Linked DNA regions of Homo sapiens: all the other regions are linked to region 4. Evidence: chromatin contacts called from ENCODE Hi-C or POLR2A ChIA-PET data. All regions are on one chromosome and are shown on one strand. Each heading gives the region's core, a stretch centred on a gene start or an enhancer-like site at or near the end of the contact. The rest is flanking DNA. Distances are from core to core; before and after follow the strand shown. Region 1 holds the start of PEX5 (peroxisomal biogenesis factor 5). Region 2 holds the start of PTPN6 (protein tyrosine phosphatase non-receptor type 6). Region 3 holds the start of PTMS (parathymosin). Region 4 holds the start of CDKN1B (cyclin dependent kinase inhibitor 1B).

Evidence for each region. Hi-C counts contacts between places; a loop is a spot of excess contacts on that map. ChIA-PET counts read pairs that join two places held with the same protein, here RNA polymerase II (POLR2A). Pooled maps may share reads with other maps.
Region 1: a map of gastrocnemius medialis shows a loop between it and region 4 (20-fold over the local background). The contact joins the promoter of PEX5 here to the promoter of CDKN1B in region 4. A Hi-C loop is called at or near these places in 1 of 168 maps with a recorded cell type or tissue (gastrocnemius medialis) and 2 of 50 pooled maps. POLR2A ChIA-PET finds 5 or more read pairs at or near these places in 1 of 52 experiments (OCI-LY7).
Region 2: a map of OCI-LY7 shows a loop between it and region 4 (9-fold over the local background). The contact joins the promoter of PTPN6 here to the promoter of CDKN1B in region 4. A Hi-C loop is called at or near these places in 1 of 168 maps with a recorded cell type or tissue (OCI-LY7), 1 of 37 single-sample maps with no recorded cell type and 6 of 50 pooled maps. POLR2A ChIA-PET finds 5 or more read pairs at or near these places in 1 of 52 experiments (CD4-positive, alpha-beta memory T cell).
Region 3: a pooled map shows a loop between it and region 4 (2.7-fold over the local background). The contact joins the promoter of PTMS here to the promoter of CDKN1B in region 4. A Hi-C loop is called at or near these places in 2 of 50 pooled maps. POLR2A ChIA-PET finds 5 or more read pairs at or near these places in 3 of 52 experiments (A673, Panc1 and WTC11).

What each region holds. Positions count from the first base shown.
Region 1 is chr12:7,188,398-7,191,097 of GRCh38, forward strand. It overlaps PEX5 (peroxisomal biogenesis factor 5), which reads left to right and starts at 1,289. Exons shown (of 16, transcript NM_001351132.2): 1 at 1,289-1,353; 2 at 1,965-2,127; 3 at 2,491-2,526. The coding sequence starts at 1,981. RefSeq lists enhancers at 1-275, 276-775, 1,086-1,145, 1,146-1,862, 1,856-2,005 and 2 more and silencers at 186-235, 1,256-1,665.
Region 2 is chr12:6,950,106-6,952,925 of GRCh38, forward strand. PTPN6 (protein tyrosine phosphatase non-receptor type 6) reads left to right here and starts at 1,251. Exons shown (of 16, transcript NM_002831.6): 1 at 1,251-1,415; 2 at 1,504-1,626; 3 at 1,878-2,072. The coding sequence starts at 1,408. RefSeq lists enhancers at 549-1,484, 1,485-2,418, 2,419-2,820.
Region 3 is chr12:6,765,113-6,767,862 of GRCh38, forward strand. It overlaps PTMS (parathymosin), which reads left to right and starts at 1,251. Exons shown (of 5, transcript NM_002824.6): 1 at 1,251-1,638. The coding sequence starts at 1,594. RefSeq lists silencers at 1,116-1,445, 1,556-2,055.
Region 4 is chr12:12,715,853-12,718,617 of GRCh38, forward strand. It overlaps CDKN1B (cyclin dependent kinase inhibitor 1B), which reads left to right and starts at 1,516. Exons shown (of 3, transcript NM_004064.5): 1 at 1,516-2,462. The coding sequence starts at 1,988. It also overlaps a transcript of GPR19 not described here. RefSeq lists silencers at 900-1,469, 1,894-2,082 and enhancers at 1,490-1,539, 1,620-1,719.

The sequences.
Region 1 (2,700 bases), core at 39-2,538, 5.5 Mb before region 4:
GCCCAAGGGCTGGGATTTGTGTGCTCCGGAAGAAAACGGGGTGTAGAAGTGGGGCCTCTGAAAGAGGGCGAAAAGGCAAGGAAAAGGAGAAATGTTGCACAGTCTTATGGTCTGTCCCCTGCCATTCTGTTCCCCTGAGGTGTCAGAGCAGCTTCTCTGTCTTCCCAGGGATGAGTTTACACAGACATTCCCTGTGGCCCCCTGAGGCCTCCACCTCTGAAATCTGCAGAACAGCCAGGAAACAAGCCCGGCCCATGGCGCCACCTGCTGCCTGCCTGCCTCCGCTCATGCACCCTGGGCTGGGATGGTACTTCTGTTCGTCTGGCATTATTGCCCTTGGTCATTTACCGGCAGCCCTGGGCCCCTCCTTGCTCTTCTCCATGACACTAGGACTCCCTTGGTCTTGAAGCTGGGTGAGATTATCAGGGTTTGTTTCTCAATGACTTTGAGGTTTGACAGCAGAGCACACTCTTTGGCAGATGAGGGGGCTTGAGGCTTAGTCTTATTCCGTGATTAAAAGCATTTCTTGTATGTTTGTCCTTTCCCAGCCTGGAGTGATGGGAATAAGGCCACTATGTTGACTTAGCGGAAGGAAGGGCTGACTCACTGTTCACCTTCCCTGTACGTTACCAGCTCGAGGTCTCAGGATGCGTTGGACCCTATTTTGGTCTCCGGAATTTGTCATCATGCAGTGCTATTTTCCCCATTATGCAGAGGTGGAGAGGGATTAAGGCGGGGGCGGGCCCCTGTCTCCATGGAGACAGTGACGCTACCCCGCTAGGGGTTATTTGGAAGCGGGGCAGGCCTAGGAGGCTGAAGAAGGCTTCGGACTGGACTCCCCAGCCCCTGGTGTTAGGGCTTTTCTCTTTCTTGGGCTTGGGAACATTAGCCAGCCCCATTTTAGAGGGGAAAACTGAGGCTCAGAAAGGGCACTGAATCCCCTTAGGTCACAATGCGCCCAAGGGAAGAGGCAGGATCGACTGAGCCTAGGATCTCGCGTCTTCGGCTTTCCCCCAGAGCCTGGGAAGCCCTTCTTAGCTCCACTCTTCTTTGAGCTTTCCGTCAAACAAATCCTAGGGCCCGTGGCCTTTTCGAGCGCTCCTAAAGGCGACTCTCCAAGACCCGCTCTCTAAGGTGCTCTTCCCCTTTAAGACTCACGGCTCTTCCCGTCAGGCTGCGTCGCAGTCTTAAGGCCCCGCCTTTTCAGACAGCTTCCGCTGGGCCTGGGCCGCTGCGGGGCGGTCACGGCCCCTTTAAGCCTGAGCCCCGCCCCCTGGCTCCCCGCCCCCTCTTCTCCCCTCCCCCAAGCCAGCACCTGGTGCCCCGGCGGGTCGTGCGGCGCGGCGCTCCGCGGTGAGCGCCTGACCCCGAGGGGGCCCGGGGCCGCGTCCCTGGGCCCTCCCCACCCTTGCGGTGGCCTCGCGGGTCCCAGGGGCGGGGCTGGAGCGGCAGCAGGGCCGGGGAGATGGGCGGTGGGGAGCGCGGGAGGGACCGGGCCGAGCCGGGGGAAGGGCTCCGGTGACTTAAGGGGAGGGAATGCTCCTCTGCCGTGCTCACCGCGTGCTGGGGCTGCGCGGGGCTAGGTATGGTCGGGCTGTTTTCCCACTGTCCCTTCTTCGGGCAGTGTCGCCGTCCAGCCTGGTTGTTGAAGCGTCCCCGTGGTCCCCCGGGGTCCAGGCCCCTTTGTGGAGGCAGCTGCTGGCCCCCAGCCCATGGGACCGTAGTCGCGGAGGCCTCTGCAGAGGCGCAGGCTGGAAGCGGTGGCCTTTGAGGGGGGCGGCAGGAGAGAGTACCGACCTCCCTCGAACTCCTGGCAGAGGTGGGGGTCGCAGCAAAAGCACTGGGGTGGAGGGCGGCCAGTGTGGGGCAGACGCCTGTGTGCCTTCCTCAGATACGGGCAGAGTTGTGGATGTGAGAAGGGTCTGGCTTGGGTACCTCAGTTCCAAACCTCCTGTGTCCATCAGAGAGCTGGCGGTCACCATGGCAATGCGGGAGCTGGTGGAGGCCGAATGCGGGGGTGCCAACCCGCTCATGAAGCTCGCCGGGCACTTCACCCAGGACAAGGCCCTTCGGCAGGAGGGATTGAGGCCTGGCCCCTGGCCCCCCGGAGCCCCGGCCTCTGAGGCAGTGAGTGTTCTTGAGGTGGAAAGCCCAGGTGCAGCCTCTGAGGCAGTGAGTGTTCTTGAGGTGGAAAGCCCAGGTGCAGCCTCTGAGGCAGTGAGTGTTCTTGAGGTGGAAAGCCCAGGTGGTGGTGGTCTGAGGTGGAGGGGCTGTTTGCACATCTTGGTATAACTGCTTTCTCTATTGTGTTGCAAATCATAGTAGTTACCACTTACTGAGCGTTTATAAACACTAGAAAACCCTGTGCACCTTTAAATAAATGCAACCATTTTATAGATGAAGAAGCCGAGGCTCAGATGCCTATGGGCTTCATCAACCCCTGATTTTAGAGGAACTGCGTCATTGTACATCTCTGTCTTTCTCTCTTAGGCCTCCAAGCCTTTGGGAGTAGCTTCTGAAGATGAGGTAAATAGACCAGTCTCTTTTCTGTCCCATTTTTCTCTTGCCCACTGTGTTTTTACCTTTAAACTTAGTTCACCCGTATTTCAATTTTTGGGCTTTCCTGACCGAATGAGAATGCCTGCTTGTTTTTAAATGTATTTTTTCGTCCTTCTAAATCTATGGAAAGACAGTTTCTCT
Region 2 (2,820 bases), core at 1-2,500, 5.8 Mb before region 4:
AAACAGCATCCAGATAGAGACAAAGAGCCTTCCCTGTACCCTAAAAGTTTCCCAGAAATTGTTCCCAGTTAGCATATTTATTTTTATAAAGGTAATGCATGCCCATCATATAACATTCAAAAAGGTATGTAGAGAACCAAGTGTCTCCCCCAGCCCTGTCCTCCAGCCACCCAGTTTCCCTCCCTAGGGGAAGCCACCAATATGTGTTTCTTATGTATCCCCTGTTGAGCTGCTTTTCCTCGTTTTGGTTTGGCGGTGTTGATGTTTGTATTTGGAATTACAGGTAGGCAGCATCATATACCTTAGTGTTTAGGGCCTCTAAGATCAACCAGCCCTGAGAAAATCAGCCATGGTGAGGACCTTGTCCCCCAGCCCCCCAGGAGATAGGCCCCCTGGTGGGAGTGCTGGGGCAGGGCAGAGGCCTAGGGACAAGAATTAGAAAGGACCCATGTTGACAGGGCTGCTCAGGGTCATGTTGTCCATCCCTCTGCCACAGTGGCATGGACAAACTGCATATGTTGGTTAGAGGAGGGCACCCTTCTCTCTTGCAAGCATTGGCAAGGTCTTAACTATTAGTCTCCTGCTCCCATGGCAGCCCCTTTGGACAAGGAGGCTCTTAATCTCTGTTCTTTGAAGCCCTGAGGGCTGGTGTATAGGAGTTCAAAGCACTGGCTTTGGAACCGGACTGTCTGGGTTTGAATCCTGGCACTGCAGCTGACTCACTGATGGACTCAGGCAATGCCTTAAACTCCCTGAGCCTCAGGTTCCTTGTCTGTAAAATGATAAAGATAGCCCCTGTTTCATAGGGCTGTGGTGAGAAACCAATCAGACAAGGCATGTGAACGCCATTATAGCACAGCGCCCGGCATCCAGCAGGACTCACTCGATGACAGTTGTCACCGCCATCATTGTTATTAGCGTGGGCCAGGGAGGGCTGCGTAAAAGCAGCTGGTGGAGGAGGGAGAGATGCCGTGGGACCGTCTGGGTTCGCATGCGTGAAGTATTATCTGGGCCTGGAGTGTGCAAGGCACACATGTGTCCTTACTGCATGTGTTGTCACATATGTGCAATGCCATGCTCCTGAGCCTTTGATTGCAGACGTGTGGGAAGTGGGCCCCGTCCCCACCCCCAGTGCCACCCTGCTCTGCTTCTCTTCCCTTGCTGTGCTCTAAAACGAGAAGTACAAGTGAGTTCCCCCAAGGGGTCGGCCGCGCCTCTTCCTGTCCCCGCCCTGCCGGCTGCCCCAGGCCAGTGGAGTGGCAGCCCCAGAACTGGGACCACCGGGGGTGGTGAGGCGGCCCGGCACTGGGAGCTGCATCTGAGGCTTAGTCCCTGAGCTCTCTGCCTGCCCAGACTAGCTGCACCTCCTCATTCCCTGCGCCCCCTTCCTCTCCGGAAGCCCCCAGGATGGTGAGGTAAGGGCCTGCCACCCACGGTAGACAGGAGGCAAGGGTGCCTGGTGCCCACGGGACCCCTCCTCACTGCCCTGCCTGGGCCGCCCAGGTGGTTTCACCGAGACCTCAGTGGGCTGGATGCAGAGACCCTGCTCAAGGGCCGAGGTGTCCACGGTAGCTTCCTGGCTCGGCCCAGTCGCAAGAACCAGGGTGACTTCTCGCTCTCCGTCAGGTAGGTGGGCCCCCCGCAACCCCGGGCATTTTGGCCACTCTCTTGTGCCATCCAGGCCCTGAACCACTCATTCCTGGTTCCCCGTGGCAGTGCTGACTCCCCGTCTGTTCCCTTGCCCCCAACCCCCACACTCCCCATCCCTGTCTGTGCCCACCCATGCCCATGTGTGCCCCCACCCAGGACCTCAGCCGATCCCTGCCCTCCTGCCTCTACTCCTGCACCGACTGGCCTCACCGCCTGGTGCCCTGCAGGGTGGGGGATCAGGTGACCCATATTCGGATCCAGAACTCAGGGGATTTCTATGACCTGTATGGAGGGGAGAAGTTTGCGACTCTGACAGAGCTGGTGGAGTACTACACTCAGCAGCAGGGTGTCCTGCAGGACCGCGACGGCACCATCATCCACCTCAAGTACCCGCTGAACTGCTCCGATCCCACTAGTGAGAGGTGAGGGCTCCGCACCCCCGCCATTCCCAAGCAGGGATGAGCCGGCTCCCACCCTGAACAGCCAGGGAGGCAGGGAGACTGGCAGCCGGCGCTGCCTACCCTCCATCCCCTCCCCTCCCTGCACCAGCTGGGGCTCTCAATGTCCCTCCTCCCTGCTGTCCTGGGACCTGGTGTCTCAGAGCCTAACCTACCACCCTTTCCACCTAACCCCGAGGAAGCCACAGAAAGCTGCCTCGCCCTACTCCGGGAGCCCTGGCCGCTGCAACCCAGGTCCCACTGGAGACAGGGAGGCCACTGCTGGTGGCCAGCATGTCGTGCAGGCCAGCTCTGTTGTTAGAAAGCTCTTCTTCCTCTGGAATCGAGCCTGCCTTCCTCCGTCTGCCCCTCACCCCAGCACATGTTAGGACAGTGAGGAGCTGACACTGGGGTGAAGATGGGGATGAATGCTTGCCAAGACACTTGATGCCTTGTCCCAGCCGCCCCGTGGGGATGGGTCTGTCCTGTGGGGTCAAATAGGTCTCCGGCCCAAACAGAGATCATTGAGAGCACGATGTGAAGTGTTCACCTGTGTAAAGTGTCTCACGCTGTCCCGGGCACAGAGTAATACTCCAGGCATTTCCTTCCTGTGGCCTCCCCGACTCCTCCTGTGGTCTCCCAAAGGCATGGGCTGGGGGCTGGGGGCTCTGAATGCTCCTCATGACACCATGGCTCCTTTCAGCAGCCGCATCTCAATGCCAGATCCCCTTAG
Region 3 (2,750 bases), core at 1-2,500, 6.0 Mb before region 4:
AGCCTTCCACTCTGTCCACCTTCCTGACCTTTAATACACAACCCAGCCCCTGTTCCCTTCTGAAATCCCAAGCTTTTCAAAATGACTCAAAGATACCGAGATTGAGGGCGAGGAGCTGAGGATGTGTGGAATAGGGTGGGGCTGGAACTCCAGACCTGGACCTGTATTATATTTGCAAAGGAGGCAAATATAACCCAGAAAGGCTAGGGAAGATGGCAGCAGAGGAATGAGAAAAGCTGAAGGATGGAAAATGTAAAAAATGAGGACAGAAAGAGGAGTTGAGGAAAGCCAGCCAAGAATAGAGGGCCAGGTGCCTGACTCAGATAAGACAAGAGCAGGGTTGTCTGGGAAAGATAGGGAAAGAGACCAGAGGTGGAAGGGCAGAAGAGAGTCAGTGAGGAGTGGAGAAGAGGTGAGAGAAGAATGGGAGCGATTCGAGTTATAATTGGTTGTGAAGGAGGGGTCTAGGTACAGATGACTGAGGACGGATGAAGAGAAATAGAAGGACCAGGCGAATAAAAGTGAGGTGAGACGGGCGAATAAGAGAGGTAGAAGATGGAAGAGAGCTGGAAGACAGCAAAGGAGACCAGGGGGCCTGACTCCCCCCGGCTCACAGCACGGGGCCAGGAAGGGAGGCACCCGGCAAGGGTCACAAGTGTCAATCTGGCGGGACAGAAGGCTGGGCCGCCCTTTCTGCCCTCCCATCCCTCCTCAAGGCCATCCAGAGAATGTGGATGGAGGATGAGAGGGGGAAATCCGGCGTGGTGTGGAAGGAGCGCCCGAACCCTCTTCCTCTTCTTTAAGCTTTTGGTTTCTCAAATACCTGCCCTATCTTCCCATCTGCTCCCCTCACCCCACCCCTTGGCAAAATCCCAGGGCTTTTTTTGGGGTCAGTAGGATTCTGGCCACCTCTCCAGTCCGCCCCCAAAAGCCAGACTCCACATTCGCAGGCAGTAGGTTGGGATTTGGAAAGGTGCCTCCCCGCAGGAACCCCACCCCTTCCCACCTCCTCGCCCCACTCTTTCTCCGCGGCCGTCAGTCTCTCCATTTCCCCCTCCTGGTCTCGTCCTCCCTCCCGACTCCCTAGCTCTCCCTCCCCTCGCTTTCATCCTCCTATCCCCACCTCTCCAACCTCCTCTTTCATCCCCCTCCCCTCTCCTCTCCTCCCCGCTCCCGCCTGCCCCACCCCTGGGAAGCCCCTCCCGTCGGGCAGCGCCGCCTTATAAGCGGGTTCCCTTCCCGGGGGCGGCAGCGGCTGGTCGGCGGCAGCTCTGCTGGTGCGGGGGCGGCGAGCCCGGGATCGAGCTACCGCGGCCGAGCGCGCCGGCCACCGCCTGCACCGCCCTTCCGCCCGCCCTCCGGACGGCCGCAGCCCTGCGGGTCTCCGCTCCAGACCCACCCCCGCCCCACCCCGCGCGCCTCTGCCGCCTCTTCCAGAGACCCAGCTTGCCGAGCGGCCGCCGCTGCCGCTGTCGCCGCCGCCGCCGCCACCGCGCCAGGTTCCGGCCGCGGCCACCCTCCGCCGTCCAGGGCCCCTCCGTCTCGGCCCCGGGACCCCGGCTCCCCGCCAGCCCCGGCCCCGGCCCCGGCACCATGTCGGAGAAAAGCGTGGAGGCAGCGGCCGAGTTGAGCGCCAAGGTACGGGCGGGGGCGGCGGCGGCCCGGACCTCGCGCAGCCCTGGGGCCCGGCGCGGTCCTTCGCCCCAGGCCGCCCCCGACGGCCCCGCGCGGCCCTTGCGCCCGGGTCCTGGCGGACCCCACTGCGCCCTCCCACCGCTCCCCGGCCCGGAGCTCCTTTCCCGGCTCCGCGCGGCTAGCGCCAGCGCCCTCTAGCTGCCCTGCGCGCACCACGGCGCCCGGCCTCGCCGCTCCGGTCGCGCCGTCCCCCGCAGCCGTCCCCACCCCTCTTCGGCCCCACCTCGCTGACCGGATCCCGTCCGGCTTCCCGTCCGAACGCCCCGAGTCTCACTTTGCCGCGCCCCCTCCCTGCGCCCCGCTGCCGCGTCTTTGCTTGCAACCTGACCTCACCTTTCCTCGCTAAGCGGTTTGAGATCCTCAAGTGTAAACAGGACTCTCCCTGGAGGCTGCTCCTCCGGGCCCCTCCCCGCGGCCCGACCGTCGCTCGCTTCTCTCCCCGGACGGCGGCCGCCTCTGTTTTCTCGTTCCCTCCCCTCAGCTGGCTTTCAGCTTTCTTTTCTCTTCATCGTCCCCTTCCCGCATACACACTGAAAGAATCTCGAATTCCTAAAAATTAGAAGCGGGGCAGGACTAGCCTTCGAAAAAGCCGAGGCTGGGCATTGCATGGCATTGCGTCGAGCTGTCCTCGCCCTCATCAGCTCCCTTCCCCGGCCCCATCCGTTCGCCCTTGCCTCTCTTCCAGCCTTCCTCTAATTTCCCCAGGGAACCTGCGGAGTGTCGCTTTGGGAAATTAACGCGGCCGGGGTTTGGGGGCTGGGAGCCCTATCTTGTGTGTGTATGTGTATGGCGGGGGGGGGGGGCGCGGTGGTTGCTGAGGGGCCGTCACACAGGTCTCCCGGAGGCCCGCGGAGTGAAACGGGGGGAGCCAATGGGATTAACGGCGGTGGGAGAGGGGCTGTGTGCGATCTGCCAAGGTGCGCCCGTGTGGCCCTCCGGCGGGCTGTGCGGTGGCATGTGACTTCACTGAGTAGGTGTCTTTGTATGTCTGAAATCCAGCGAGTGTGTGGGACTGCCCGTGTCAGTTACATGTGTGCATGTGGAGACGTAGATGT
Region 4 (2,765 bases), core at 266-2,765:
AGCTGTCACATTCTGGAGCGTATGAGATGAGGTAGGCACACAAAGTGGACAAGATGTGGCTAAGAAAACAAGCTACACATCAAGCTCATCTGTAGCATAGGTGCTTAAGAAAACTTTGCTGCTGTGTAATATTAGAACGGAAGGTTGGTTTCCAGTAAAATGCATTAACTTTGGCTCAAACCAAGATGATGGGTACCGGGCATGGGGGTGGGGAGGCAGTTGAAGATCCACTGAGCTTTGTCTCAGGGCAGCCCTGCTCATCGTCCTACTTTACCTTCCACCACGGTGCTCAAGCCCACACTGAGAGAGAAATTTCCAGCTGCAAAAGGGAGAAGAGAAACGCTGGAATACTAGTATCGGACGTTAGGACATGGTTGTGGTGTTTTAAAAATCATTTCATCATCTGGAGTTTGACCCCGAGGGGAGTATTTTCACCCTTCAGCCCTCTGAAAGCATTCACTAGCATCTGAATATTGTTCTGAGTTTGTTGGAGCAGTGAAATCTGGTGAGAGAGAAGGGTGGAGGAAGGAAGGAGCTGTTGTATTTGGCGGCTGGACTCAGGTAGAGGAAACTGCTACAATCCCGGGAAAGAACAGAAAAGTAGAAAGGGACGAGTTCCCACACGCAGCCAATGTCCATGGCCTTAACTGTGCTTGGGAAGGAAGATCCTGGGCCAGGGGTGTACCCTCGTTTTTCAAAACTAAACGTGTCTGAGACAGCTACAAAGTTTATTAAGGGACTTGAGAGACTAGAGTTTTTTGTTTTTTTTTTTTAATCTTGAGTTCCTTTCTTATTTTCATTGAGGGAGAGCTTGAGTTCATGATAAGTGCCGCGTCTACTCCTGGCTAATTTCTAAAAGAAAGACGTTCGCTTTGGCTTCTTCCCTAGGCCCCCAGCCTCCCCAGGGATGGCAGAAACTTCTGGGTTAAGGCTGAGCGAACCATTGCCCACTGCCTCCACCAGCCCCCAGCAAAGGCACGCCGGCGGGGGGGCGCCCAGCCCCCCCAGCAAACGCTCCGCGGCCTCCCCCGCAGACCACGAGGTGGGGGCCGCTGGGGAGGGCCGAGCTGGGGGCAGCTCGCCACCCCGGCTCCTAGCGAGCTGCCGGCGACCTTCGCGGTCCTCTGGTCCAGGTCCCGGCTTCCCGGGCGAGGAGCGGGAGGGAGGTCGGGGCTTAGGCGCCGCGGCGAACCCGCCAACGCAGCGCCGGGCCCCGAACCTCAGGCCCCGCCCCAGGTTCCCGGCCGTTTGGCTAGTTTGTTTGTCTTAATTTTAATTTCTCCGAGGCCAGCCAGAGCAGGTTTGTTGGCAGCAGTACCCCTCCAGCAGTCACGCGACCAGCCAATCTCCCGGCGGCGCTCGGGGAGGCGGCGCGCTCGGGAACGAGGGGAGGTGGCGGAACCGCGCCGGGGCCACCTTAAGGCCGCGCTCGCCAGCCTCGGCGGGGCGGCTCCCGCCGCCGCAACCAATGGATCTCCTCCTCTGTTTAAATAGACTCGCCGTGTCAATCATTTTCTTCTTCGTCAGCCTCCCTTCCACCGCCATATTGGGCCACTAAAAAAAGGGGGCTCGTCTTTTCGGGGTGTTTTTCTCCCCCTCCCCTGTCCCCGCTTGCTCACGGCTCTGCGACTCCGACGCCGGCAAGGTTTGGAGAGCGGCTGGGTTCGCGGGACCCGCGGGCTTGCACCCGCCCAGACTCGGACGGGCTTTGCCACCCTCTCCGCTTGCCTGGTCCCCTCTCCTCTCCGCCCTCCCGCTCGCCAGTCCATTTGATCAGCGGAGACTCGGCGGCCGGGCCGGGGCTTCCCCGCAGCCCCTGCGCGCTCCTAGAGCTCGGGCCGTGGCTCGTCGGGGTCTGTGTCTTTTGGCTCCGAGGGCAGTCGCTGGGCTTCCGAGAGGGGTTCGGGCTGCGTAGGGGCGCTTTGTTTTGTTCGGTTTTGTTTTTTTGAGAGTGCGAGAGAGGCGGTCGTGCAGACCCGGGAGAAAGATGTCAAACGTGCGAGTGTCTAACGGGAGCCCTAGCCTGGAGCGGATGGACGCCAGGCAGGCGGAGCACCCCAAGCCCTCGGCCTGCAGGAACCTCTTCGGCCCGGTGGACCACGAAGAGTTAACCCGGGACTTGGAGAAGCACTGCAGAGACATGGAAGAGGCGAGCCAGCGCAAGTGGAATTTCGATTTTCAGAATCACAAACCCCTAGAGGGCAAGTACGAGTGGCAAGAGGTGGAGAAGGGCAGCTTGCCCGAGTTCTACTACAGACCCCCGCGGCCCCCCAAAGGTGCCTGCAAGGTGCCGGCGCAGGAGAGCCAGGATGTCAGCGGGAGCCGCCCGGCGGCGCCTTTAATTGGGGCTCCGGCTAACTCTGAGGACACGCATTTGGTGGACCCAAAGACTGATCCGTCGGACAGCCAGACGGGGTTAGCGGAGCAATGCGCAGGAATAAGGAAGCGACCTGCAACCGACGGTAATGACCCTTTCCCAACCATAGAATGTGTTTGGGGCCCCGCTTTGCCTGCTGGAGGGTGTTAACCTTAGCTTGCTTTTCGGCGTATTCTGATTTAGCTTTGGGAGAGCTAACTTTATTGGTCTTAGGTGTTCAGTGCTACCTGGCCCACTGCTTGTCTGTTTGTGACTTTTAAGTCAGAAACTGGAGATGGTAAGATCCGATAATTTCCCTAACTTAATACATCGCGGTCCCTCTCACTAGCAACTCCTAGGTATGTGACAAAGTTGGGATGTTTATCAACGGTCCGCCTCCTGGCTAGGG